2 separate regions of the Homo sapiens genome follow, and region 1 is linked to region 2. Evidence: chromatin loops called from intact Hi-C (ENCODE). Cell type or tissue: psoas muscle. All regions are shown on one strand. Each heading gives the region's core, and the rest is flanking DNA. Links, peaks and the distances in the headings are about the cores only.

Evidence for each region. A loop is a pair of places that touch in the nucleus more often than their neighbours do. Peaks named below come from ENCODE experiments on the same cell type or tissue, not always from the same donor. Only the 100,000 strongest peaks of a DNase experiment are listed, where the experiment ranks them.
Region 1: it touches region 2 in a loop (2.7-fold over the local background); 46 of 110 quality-filtered maps call a loop at or near these places.

What each region holds. Positions count from the first base shown.
Region 1 is chr21:15,814,137-15,819,515 of GRCh38, reverse strand. USP25 (ubiquitin specific peptidase 25) reads right to left here. Exons shown (of 26, transcript NM_001283041.3): 10 at 670-818. Among named protein-coding and RNA genes, the nearest start is that of USP25, 87 kb to the right of the region's middle. In psoas muscle, for the core only: no CTCF peak of the experiment used is centred there; no DNase peak of the experiment used is centred there; H3K27ac peaks cover 1,247 bases.
Region 2 is chr21:15,740,085-15,745,463 of GRCh38, reverse strand. All of the region lies in intron 1 of USP25 (ubiquitin specific peptidase 25), which reads right to left. It also overlaps the pseudogene RBPMSLP. Among named protein-coding and RNA genes, the nearest start is that of USP25, 13 kb to the right of the region's middle. RefSeq lists an enhancer at 2,513-3,157. In psoas muscle, for the core only: no CTCF peak of the experiment used is centred there; no DNase peak of the experiment used is centred there.

The DNA.
Region 1 (5,379 bases), core at 130-5,129, 74 kb before region 2:
AATTTCTTAACAGTAACTGATTGGGGAAGCACGTATGTCCTTTGCTTACTATTACAGTGCCAAAACTCCCTGACAGATGAATGCATGGATGAATGGCTACACAGATGCAGCTACAGAGATGGATAAAGAAACAGAGATGGCTGGAAAGAAAGAAACTAGTTGAGGTAGACATATAAGTTAACAATATTTTATAAAAATGATTTCTTCCTTGAGAAGGGAAGTTCTTCCATCTGACCTTATGCAATCACATAGCAATTTTACAAGAAAAGGAATCTGGGCATCGTGGACAAATTCCAATAACAGTTGATATAAGTAGCATATATCTGTTTTAAAATCCACTGTAATATCAGGATTTTTCTTCTTTATATCGAGGAACTAGCATGCTGCTAATGGCTGGTACCTTGATTGAAAGGTCTAAAAAGACTGAACAATGTCCTAAGATTTTAAAATTCTGAGATAAATTATTTAAGTGAGAATTTGACATAGATTATAGGCCATATTGACTGGACAGGTCTCCTGAATGTCTAAATTACCAATTAAATCCAAACATACTCTCTGAGTATTCTCTCTCAATTATTAGGTAGCTCTATAATTAGAACCTTACATTGTGCTATAGCATTGTAAGAAAGACCTAGGGAAGAAAGGGGACAATGAAAATGTTAAACTCACCTCTTGGCCTGATTTTCCTGAATTCTCTGAATGTAAAGACTCAATTTCTCCTTCAATCATTGCAGCTTCTAGGCACTCATGCAGATCTTTGAACCCATTGACCTGAAGTGGGTACTGACCAAACATTTCAGTGTTTTCAAATTTTTTACCTATAAGAAGGGAGAAAATTAATAATACTCAATATGGCCTTCTGGCTACTAAAATTAAGAGTACGTAAGGATTCTCACCTGAACCTGAAAATTGTAACACTGACTGATTTCATTCCTGAGAAGTGTTAGTGTTAATTTTCCTGTTGGTTTATACACATGTGCAAATGTACATTTATACCCAGCCATAGATATTACACATCCACATATATGTAATTATATACACACATATGTATGTATATTTTTTCTCGCAAGAAGCATTTTCTAAGGGCAAGATACTGTACTGAACACTGGGAATATATACAGCAGTGAACAAGAGAGATATGGTCCCTGAGCTGAGAAAATTCTCAGCCTCATTTAAAAAACATTATACCCATTAACTTCACATATATTTATAAACAAATAATTACAAATAATTATATTACAATTGTTATAAAAAGAAAGTTGTGATGAGACAGAATTATGTGAGAGGTATAAAAATGGGAGCTTAGTCTTGGAGGTGGTGGGGAGAGCAGGGAAGACCTCCATGGCAAAGGACATTTAAGCTCAGACTTGAATAATGAGTGGGAGTTAGCCATGCCAGAGTGCTGGGGGACTATAGAGTATTCTTGGCCATGGAACAGCATGATGAAGACTTTAAGGCAGTAAAGAAGTTGATATGTTTAGGAACTAACAGGAGGTTAGTGTAGCTTGGGGAACCAAGGGAGAGATTACAATGAAAAGTCAGGCAGTGAGTTAAAATCTACAAGGTCTTGTGGTCCTATTAAGAATTTTTTTCCCCACCACATTCTGGGTATAATGCAAAGTCACTGATACGGTTTGGCTGTGTCCCCACTCAAATCTCATCTTAAATTGTAGCTCCCATAATTCTCCTGTATTGTGGGAGGGATTCAGCAGGAGATAATTCAATCATGGGGGCGGTTTCCCCCATACCGTTCTCGTGGTAGTGAATATGCCTCATGAGATGTGATGGTTTTATAAGGGGTTTCCCCTTTGGCTTGGCTCTTGTTCTCTTCTCTTGTCTGCCACCAAGTGAGACATGCCCTTCACCTTCTGCCATGTTAGGCCTCCCCAGCCCATGATTGTTAGGCCTCCCCAGCCATGTAAAACTGTGAGTCCATTAAACCTCTTTCTTTTGCAAATTGCCCGGTCTCGGGTATGTCTTTATCAGCAGCATGTAAATGGACTAATACAGTCACTGAATGGTTAAATCTAAGAATAACAGGCTCAGGTTTATGTCTCTGAAACACCTTTAAAGTCCCTGTGTGAAGTGGGTGGTCATCTGTTAAAAGACTATTGCAGAATCTATCCAGAAATAAAGGTAGCATGGATGAAGGTTGTTAAAAGTAAAAATACAGAAAAGAGATAAAATTACATACATATACATTTATACATATATGCAAGGAAGGGCACCAACAGGACTTGACTGAGCAGGATAAGAGATAGGTAAGAAGGAAAATATCAAGAATAACAGAATTCTGGCATGAACAACTAGATGATGATAATGATTACTATTTTTTTTTTTTTGAACAACTAGATGATGATGATGATGACATTTTATTTTTTATTGAGACAGAGTCTCGCTCTGTCACCCAGTCTGGAGCTCAGTGGTGTGATCTCGGCTCACTGCAAACTCCGCCTCCTGAGTTCCAGCAATTCTCTTGCCTCAGCGTCTCTAGTAGCTGGGATTACAGGCGCCCACCACCACACCCGACTAATTTTTGTATTTTCAGTAGAGGTGGGGTTTCACCATGTTGGCCAGGCTGGTCTCGAACTCCTGACCTCAAGTGATCCACCTGCCTCAGCCTCCCAAAGTGCTGGGATTACAGGCATGAACCATCATGCCTGGCAGATTATGGACTGAAAATGGCACCACTTAAGTAAGAACACAGGATTTTTTTTTTCTTTAGTTTTGAGGTAGCAGTGGAAATCACTGGTTCATTATGATCCATGAGATTTCAATTTGAGAAGACAGTTGAATATGAATCTGTAACTAAGATTAACATTCTGGAATAAAGATAGAATTGCTGGCTTATTGACAGCAGGAAATTAAGGCACTGAATGAGATGCCTAGGGGATGGGACAGGAAGAAGAAATGGGCCTAAACAAAGTCCTAAGGTTCTGCTACCTTTATATGCAAAAAGAGACTATAAATACAACTTTTCTTAGAAGTACCCACTGAGGCAGGAAAAAAGCCACAAGAATATGGTGTTACAAAAGCCAGAGAAATGTGTTTTTAAGGAAAGAATAGGAAAAAGGAGGAAGAAGAGGTTAAGAGTCATCAGCATTAACAACTGGTAAGAATTCAATATGGAAAGTGTATTAGTCCATTATCACGCTGCTGATAAAGACACATCCCAAACTGGGAAGAAAAAGAGGATTAATTGGAACTACAGTTCCACATGGCTGGGAAGCCCTCAGAATCGTGGCGGGAGGCAAAAGGCACTTCTTACATGGCAGAGGCAAGAGAAGATGAGGAAGAAGCAAAAGTGGAAACCCATGATAAACTCATTAGATCTCATGAGATGTATTCAATATCATGAGAATAGCACAGGAAAGACTGCCCCACCATGATTCAGTTACCTCCGCCTGGGTCCCTCCCACAACATGTGGGAACTCTGGGAGATATAATTCAAGTTGAGATTTACATCAGGACACAGCTGAACCACATCATTCCAGCCCTAGCCCCTCCAAATCTCATGTCCTCACATTTCAAAACCAATCATGTCTTCCCAACAATCCCCCAAAGTCTTAGCTCATTTTAGCATTAACCCAAAAGTCCACAGTCCAAACCACATCTAAGACAAGGTTAAGTCCCTTCCGCCTACAAGCCTGTAATATCAAAAGCAAGCTAGTTACTCCCTATAAGAAGGGAGAAAATTAATGATCCTCAACATGGCCTTTTGGCTACTAAAATTAAGATTATGTAAGGATTCTCACCTGAACCTAAAAACTGTAACACTGACTGATTTTTTTCCTGAGAAGAGTTACAATTGGAGTACAGGTACTGGGTAAATACAGCCATTCCACATGGGAGAAACAGGCCAAAACAAAGGGGTTACAGTCTGAAATCCAACAGGGCAGTCAAATTTTAAGGCTCTGAAATGCTCTCCTTGGATGCCAGCTCTCACATCCAGGTCACACTGATGCAAGAGGTAGGTTCCCATGGTCCTGGGCAGCTCCGCCCCTGTGGCTTTGCAAGGTACAGCCTCCCTCCTGGCTGCTTTCACGGGTTGGTGTTGAGTGTCTGCAGCTTTTCCAGGTACACAATGCAAGCTATCAGTGGATCTAACATTCTGGGGTCTGGAGGACAGTGGCCTTCTTCTCACAGTTCCACTAGGTGGTGCCCCAGTAGGGACTCTCTGTGTGGGCTCCAACCCCACATTTCTCTTCCGTACTGCCCTAGCAGAGGTTGTCCATGAGGACCCCAACTCTGTAGCAAACTTCTGCCTGGACATCCAGGCATTTCTATACATCTTCTGAAATCTAGGTGGAGGTGCCCAAACCTCACTTCTTGACTTCTGTGCACCCGCAGGCTCAACACCACGTGGAAGGTGCCAAGGTTTGGGGCTTGCACCCTCTGAAACAATGGGCCGAGCTACACCTTGGCCCCTTCTAGCAAAAGCTGGAGCAGCTGAGACACAGGGCACCAAGTTCCTAGGCTGCACACAGCATGAGTACCACGGGCAGCCCACGAAACTATTTTTTCCTCCTAGGCTTCTCTGGGTCTATGATGGGAGGGGCTGCCAGGAAGACCTATAACATATCCTGGAGACATTTTCCCTATTGTCTTGGGGATTAACATTTGGCTCCTTGTTACTTAACACAAATTTCTGCAGCCACGACTTGAATTTCTCCTCAAAAAATGGGGTTTTCTGCTCTACTGGATCATCAGGCTGCAAATTTTCTGAACTTTTATGCTCTGTTTCCCTTTCAAAATGGAATGCTTTTAATAGCTCCCAAGTCATCTCTTGAATGCTTTGCTGCTTAGAAATTTCTTCCACCGATATCTTAAATCATCTCTCTCAAGTTCAAAGTTCCACAAATCTCTAGGGCAGAGGCAAAATGCCACCAGTCTCTTTGCTAAAACATAACAAGAGTCACCTTTGCTTCAGTTCCCAACAAGTTCCTCATCTCCATCTGAGACCACCTCAGCCTGGACCTTATTGTTCATATCACTATCAGCATTTTTGTCAAAGCCATTCAACAAATCTCTAGGAGGTTCCAAACTTTCCCACATTTTCCTATCTTCTTCTGAGCCCTTCAAACTGTTCCAACCTCTGCCTGTTACCTATCTCCAAAGTTGCTTCCACATTTTCAGGTATCTTTTCACCAACGTCCTACTCTACCGGACCCAATTTACTGTATTAGTCCATTCTCAAGCTGCTAATAAAGACATAGGCAAGGCTGGGAAGAAAAAGAGGTTTAATTGGACTTACAGTTCCACATGGCTGGGGAGGCCTCAGAATCATGGCAGGAGGCAAAAGGCACTTCTTACATGGCAGCAGCAAGAGGAAATGAGGTAGAAGTAAAAGTGGAAACCCCAGATAAATCTCAAGGGTTT
Region 2 (5,379 bases), core at 250-5,249:
AGAAAAAGAAAATGGTTAAAGTACTAACCATAAAAGTAAATTAAACAATCAATATTAAAATACTTCAACTTCAAAGAAACTGTTAAGAAAATGCAAATACAAGCCACACATTGGGAGAAAGTATTTGTAATTACATATACATGATAAAAGACAACCAAAATATAAAGAATTCCTACAACTCAACAGCAAGAAGATAACCCAACTAAGAAATTGGGAAATAATCTTAACATGTTAAAAAGAAGACATAAAAATGGTCAATAAGGAAAAGACAGAGGCCCTGGGTTATCAGTAGCTCTCCTGCAACATCCCCTGCCTGCCTCCCACACCTCCCTCCCCCCGACCATAAAAGATGCCCCTGCTTAGAAGCTTAAGGCAGAACAACATCAGCACTCAGGAAAAGAAGGAGTGGGAAGGGAGGGGAAGGGAGGGGAAGTGGCGGGGATGGAGGCCGTGGCCCTAAAGTGGTCAGTCAGCCCTCTTGCTTTAGACAGCAAACCGAGAGAATTCTACACACTCTTCTGCTCATGCAAGAAATGCTTGGAAGAGCATTTACTTTCATTCAAAAGCGGCAGACCCGGCGGGGTGCGGTGGCTCACGCCTGTAATCCCAGCACTTTGGGAGGCTGAGGCAGGTGGATCACCTGAGGTCAGGAGTTCAAGACTCGCCTGGACAACATGGAAAACCCCATCTCTAGTAAAAATACAAAAATTAGACGGGTGTGGTGGCAGGCACCTGTAGTCCCAGCTACTCAGGAGGTTGGGGCAGGAGAATCGCTTGAACCTGGGAGGTGGGGGCTGCCGTGAGCTGAGATCACACCACTGCACTCCAGCCTGGGCAACAAGAACGAAGCTCTGCCCCAAAACAACAACAACAACAAAACTGCAGACCCTAGGAGGCCGAGACAGGAAGATCACTTGAGGTCAGGAGTTCAAGACCAGCCTGGCCAACATGGCAAAACCCCGTCATAAAAATTAGCCAGGCCTGGTGGCGTGTACCTGTAGTCCCAGCTATGTGGGATGCTGAGGCATGACAATCACTTGAACCCAGGAGGCAGAGGTTGCAGTGAGCCAGATTGCACCACTGCACTCCAGCCTGGGTGACACGGTGAGACCTTTGTCTCAAAAATAACAACAACAACAAAAAAACGCAGACCCTAAGGTTTGCCTAAGCCAACACCAAGATGGACAAAAATAAAGTAATGGCAAACCCCACCAATGTTCACACAGCCCTAGGACCACACCTCCTAGCACAGGACCCCATGACCTGAGGGAGTGGCTCTGATCTCTGTAACCCCAAAGGCCTGAAACCCCTACCCACTTTACACCATAGAAACCACAGAGCTGACCAGGGTCATCTTATATGCTGCTTTCAGCTACTCTGCTACAGTTCGACATGCTCAGGTACACTGGTGCTCTCCTCCTGGCGCCACCCAGCAAGAATGGAAACACTGTCAGTTCTGTAAGTTCCACTGTTCTAAGTGACTTCAATTCCTGCCTCACTTGGGAAGAAGCCTAGAAGCCAGTTCTGCAAATCTGCATGATGCTACCAAAATTGGTAAAGAGAGTGTCCACTGACCCCAGGAGGCCTGCGCAGAGCTGTTTCTGATAGCCACAGTAGACAAATTCCCAGGCAGGCAGGGACAGTAGACAAATTCCTAGGCAGGCGCCACAGTAGACCAATTCCTAGGCAGGCGCCACAGTAGACCAACTCCTAGGCAGGCAGGGACAGGTCCCTGGTGAAACCTGACCTTCAAACCAAAGACAGTTTAAAGCCTACCAAGCTGCCTGTTCTAGATATAGATAGAGTCCACAGCTGGAGTGAAAACTTTTCTTTTTGCCTACTCTTTCCCAATTGGTTCTTTCCGAATAATGCTTTTAAACCAATTGAATGTTGCCTTTTCCAAGGCTACCTCCAGCCCACATCTCCTCATTCCAAACCTAAAAAAACCCTGGACTCAACTGCAAAGATGGCTACCAGCTTTTGGGGCCCCCTCACACAGAGGGCTATCCACTTCACGTCCCCTCTCATTGTCAAGAGCTTTTCTGTTGCTCAATAACATTCTTCTCTGCCTTCCTCACTCTCTGGTGTCCACGTACCTCATTATTCTTGGTCACTGGACAAAAACCCAGAACTCGCCAAACGGTGGGAACAAAGAACGGCTGTAACACGCACCTGGCTGGCTCCTGGAGCTGTGGGCAGTGGGCATGAAAAGAGCTGTTACACACTCCCAATTGCTGGAATATGGGAGTGATGAGCCGCGACCCCTCTGGGGGCCCAAACATCAGGACCCCTCGAACTAGAACCATAATACACCCCCATTCACAAAGCCATGCGCAGCAGGAATAAACAAGCTCTAACACACCCCCATTCAGGGAGCTGTGAGCGGCAGGAACAAGAGAGGGCTGTGGCATTCCCTGGTGGCTCAGACCTCGGGACTCCCCAGGCAGAAGCTATGACACCCCCTTGGGGCTCCACGGTTGCTGCCGTCTCCGAGTTTCTGGGTTCCACCACGTTCCCCTCATCTGAATGCTGGAGTCCAGCTGTGGAAGCCACATGCGGTATACCCAGTCCCGCCATGGGCTGAGCACGGAGTGGCAGTGGTCGTGGGATCTGGGCTGGGGATCAGCTGAGAGCACCCTGCTGGGCCGAGCAGGCAGAGCGAGCCCAGTGAGTGTAAGCAAAGCCTGGGCAGAGGCACTGCTGGCCTTAGAGGTTTCTTGCTGGTGAAGTGGCACCGATAAAATCTTGTGTCACTTCTTCCCTCCAAAAATTGAGGATTTTAAACCTCAGGTAGTGGACCATTTCTCGTTTCCTTTCTTCTGTGCTCATCCTCAGCTCTGCCCAGCTCCAAAGCCGTTCTCCAAAGCCCCATGGGAAAACTTCAGGGCATTCTTGATCAGACACCCAGACCCAGCCCAGAGGCCTCACACGAAGACAAAGAAAACCCCAGAACTTCATTCAGCCCAGTGTTTCTGTAGCTCCACCTTAACTGAGACATTTGATTATGCATGTATTCTGGCATGAATTAAGACACAAAACTTTTGTATATGTGAATGCACAGTTGGTTTCAACATTGGTGTTACCATAACAAGCCCTGGCCACTAATGGTACATCATTCCTGGCTCCTCTCTGCACACCCCTCCCCAGCACATCTATCCCACTTCCGTGAGGATGTAGCTCCCAGCTCTGCAAACAATTCTGCCCTGATGACCTAATGACCTCTCACCACACACCACCCATTTCCAGACTGAACAGCAACAACAAAAACCCAACAGATATAGTGGGGGTTTTCCAATTCAGATTCCTCTTCTTCCCTGTCTTCAGACAGATAAAAAACTGTTAAAAAAAAAAAAAAAGGAAGTATCTTTCTGCCCAATTTCTGTCCAATTTACTTACCTCACCACAGTTCATCCCACCCCTGCAACTGCACTATGTTCTTTTCAAACTTCCAACCCAACTAAAATGTGAAATTATTTTTGTACACGGTGTAATAAAATATGTATCATAAAGATTTCTCATGTATGTGTGCAATTAATTGTTAAAGAGATAAATTTAATATTTACTTTGAGGCATGATGAAGAAATGAGTTCCCATTTTTCAGCAATGTACCTTTTTATCAGGTGTTAGTTTAAACAAGCAAACAAAAAAAATTGTGCAATCTCAATTTGTTTTGTGAACATATTAGCACTTGGTCCTGGAGTGTTCTACCTTTAGCTACATCTCTGACATTTTTGCCATTTTAAGACTTGGAAGAATGCAGCTACTGTGATTCCTATCGTGTAGGAGTGTTAAAACTGGATAATGTATGAGAAGCAATGTTAAAAAAAATCATCCTCAAACTGGCCAACAAGCACTTGAAAGACATCCAAAATCATTAGTCATTAGGGAAATATACAATTACTACCACAATGAGGTACACCACATATTCACCAAATGGCTAAAACATAAAAGATTAAAAATGCCAGGTGTTGGCAAAAATGTAGACCACCTGAAATTCTCCTATATTGCTAATGAGAATGTACAATGATACAATCAATTTGGATAACAATTTAGTACTATAACAATTCTACACCTATGTATTTGCCCAAGAGAAATAGAAATACGTCTCAAAGACCTGCTTACAAATGTACACATAACATTATATATGGGTCAAAAAACTGGAAAAAAAAAAAAAAGTACATCAAAAGGTACATGAATACACAGATGTGAGAATATTTATATAATATTACTCCATAGTAAAAAGAAACATATTGATACATGCAATAAAACATGGGTGAATCTCAAAAGCTTTTTGCTGAGCAAAAGCAGTCAGATGCGAGAAAAAAAAAAAATTTGGTATAAACAAATCGATGTGAAGACCCAGAACAGCCAAAACTGATCTACAGTAATAAAAATCAGATCAACAGTTGCCTGAAATAATGACGGTGTTGATAATTAATGAGAAAGGTGATACAGGACAAATTTTGTGGAGTGACAGAAATGTTCTGTATGGCCAAATTCATCAAATTACACACTTTCAGTGTAAATCATACCACGATAACATTAACTTGAAAAAAGTCAAGATAGCAGTAGTGTGGGGGTGGGGGGTGGTGTAGAAAAGAGGGACAGTATGAATGAGGAACAAAGGAAATTTCCAGGACAATAAGATATTCTATTTCATGTCTAAAATTGTACAAAGAATACTAATCTTAATATATTTAAGTTGTACATAAGTTTTCATATGCTATGGTTAGCCCCCACAAAAAAATCCTATAGGAATTATTCATACACAAATACACACGCACATACCAAAAAAAAAAAAAAAAAAAAAAAAAAAAAAAAACAGCCAGAAAGAAACAGGAAGATTACAACTTTAGCATGTACAATCACTTTCCAACTCCTTAATCCATCGATTCAACTTATTTGTGCCTCCAGGAGTAAGAGGGGCAAGTATCCCACCTAGCCACCTGAAGCTTTGGGTTTCCATAGAGATGTTGGCCAGAAAAGCCTGAGGGAGGAGACAGCTCCTCTACAAGGAAACATGTTGCTGCACTGATGGAGAGAAACACCTGAAACAAAAAAAAACAATGTCCGTTCAAAGACCCTGCTTCCATATTAAATTTGGTGTATTGTGATAATTCAATCCCTAAAGGACCCCTGCAGTCAATTTACACAGTGCTCAAGGCACTTTTACCTTTAAGAATACTAATTAACTTCAACCAGTGATCCTCAAACATTAAGTGCAGAAGAATAATCTGCGATTCTTATTAAGCAGGCTTTAGCCCAACCCTCAACATCTTGAAACAATACGTCTAGGGTGAGGCACAGAAGTCTGCACTTTTAGCAAGCACTACAGATAATTAAGACAGTCCATAAAAACCATATTATACGAAACTGATC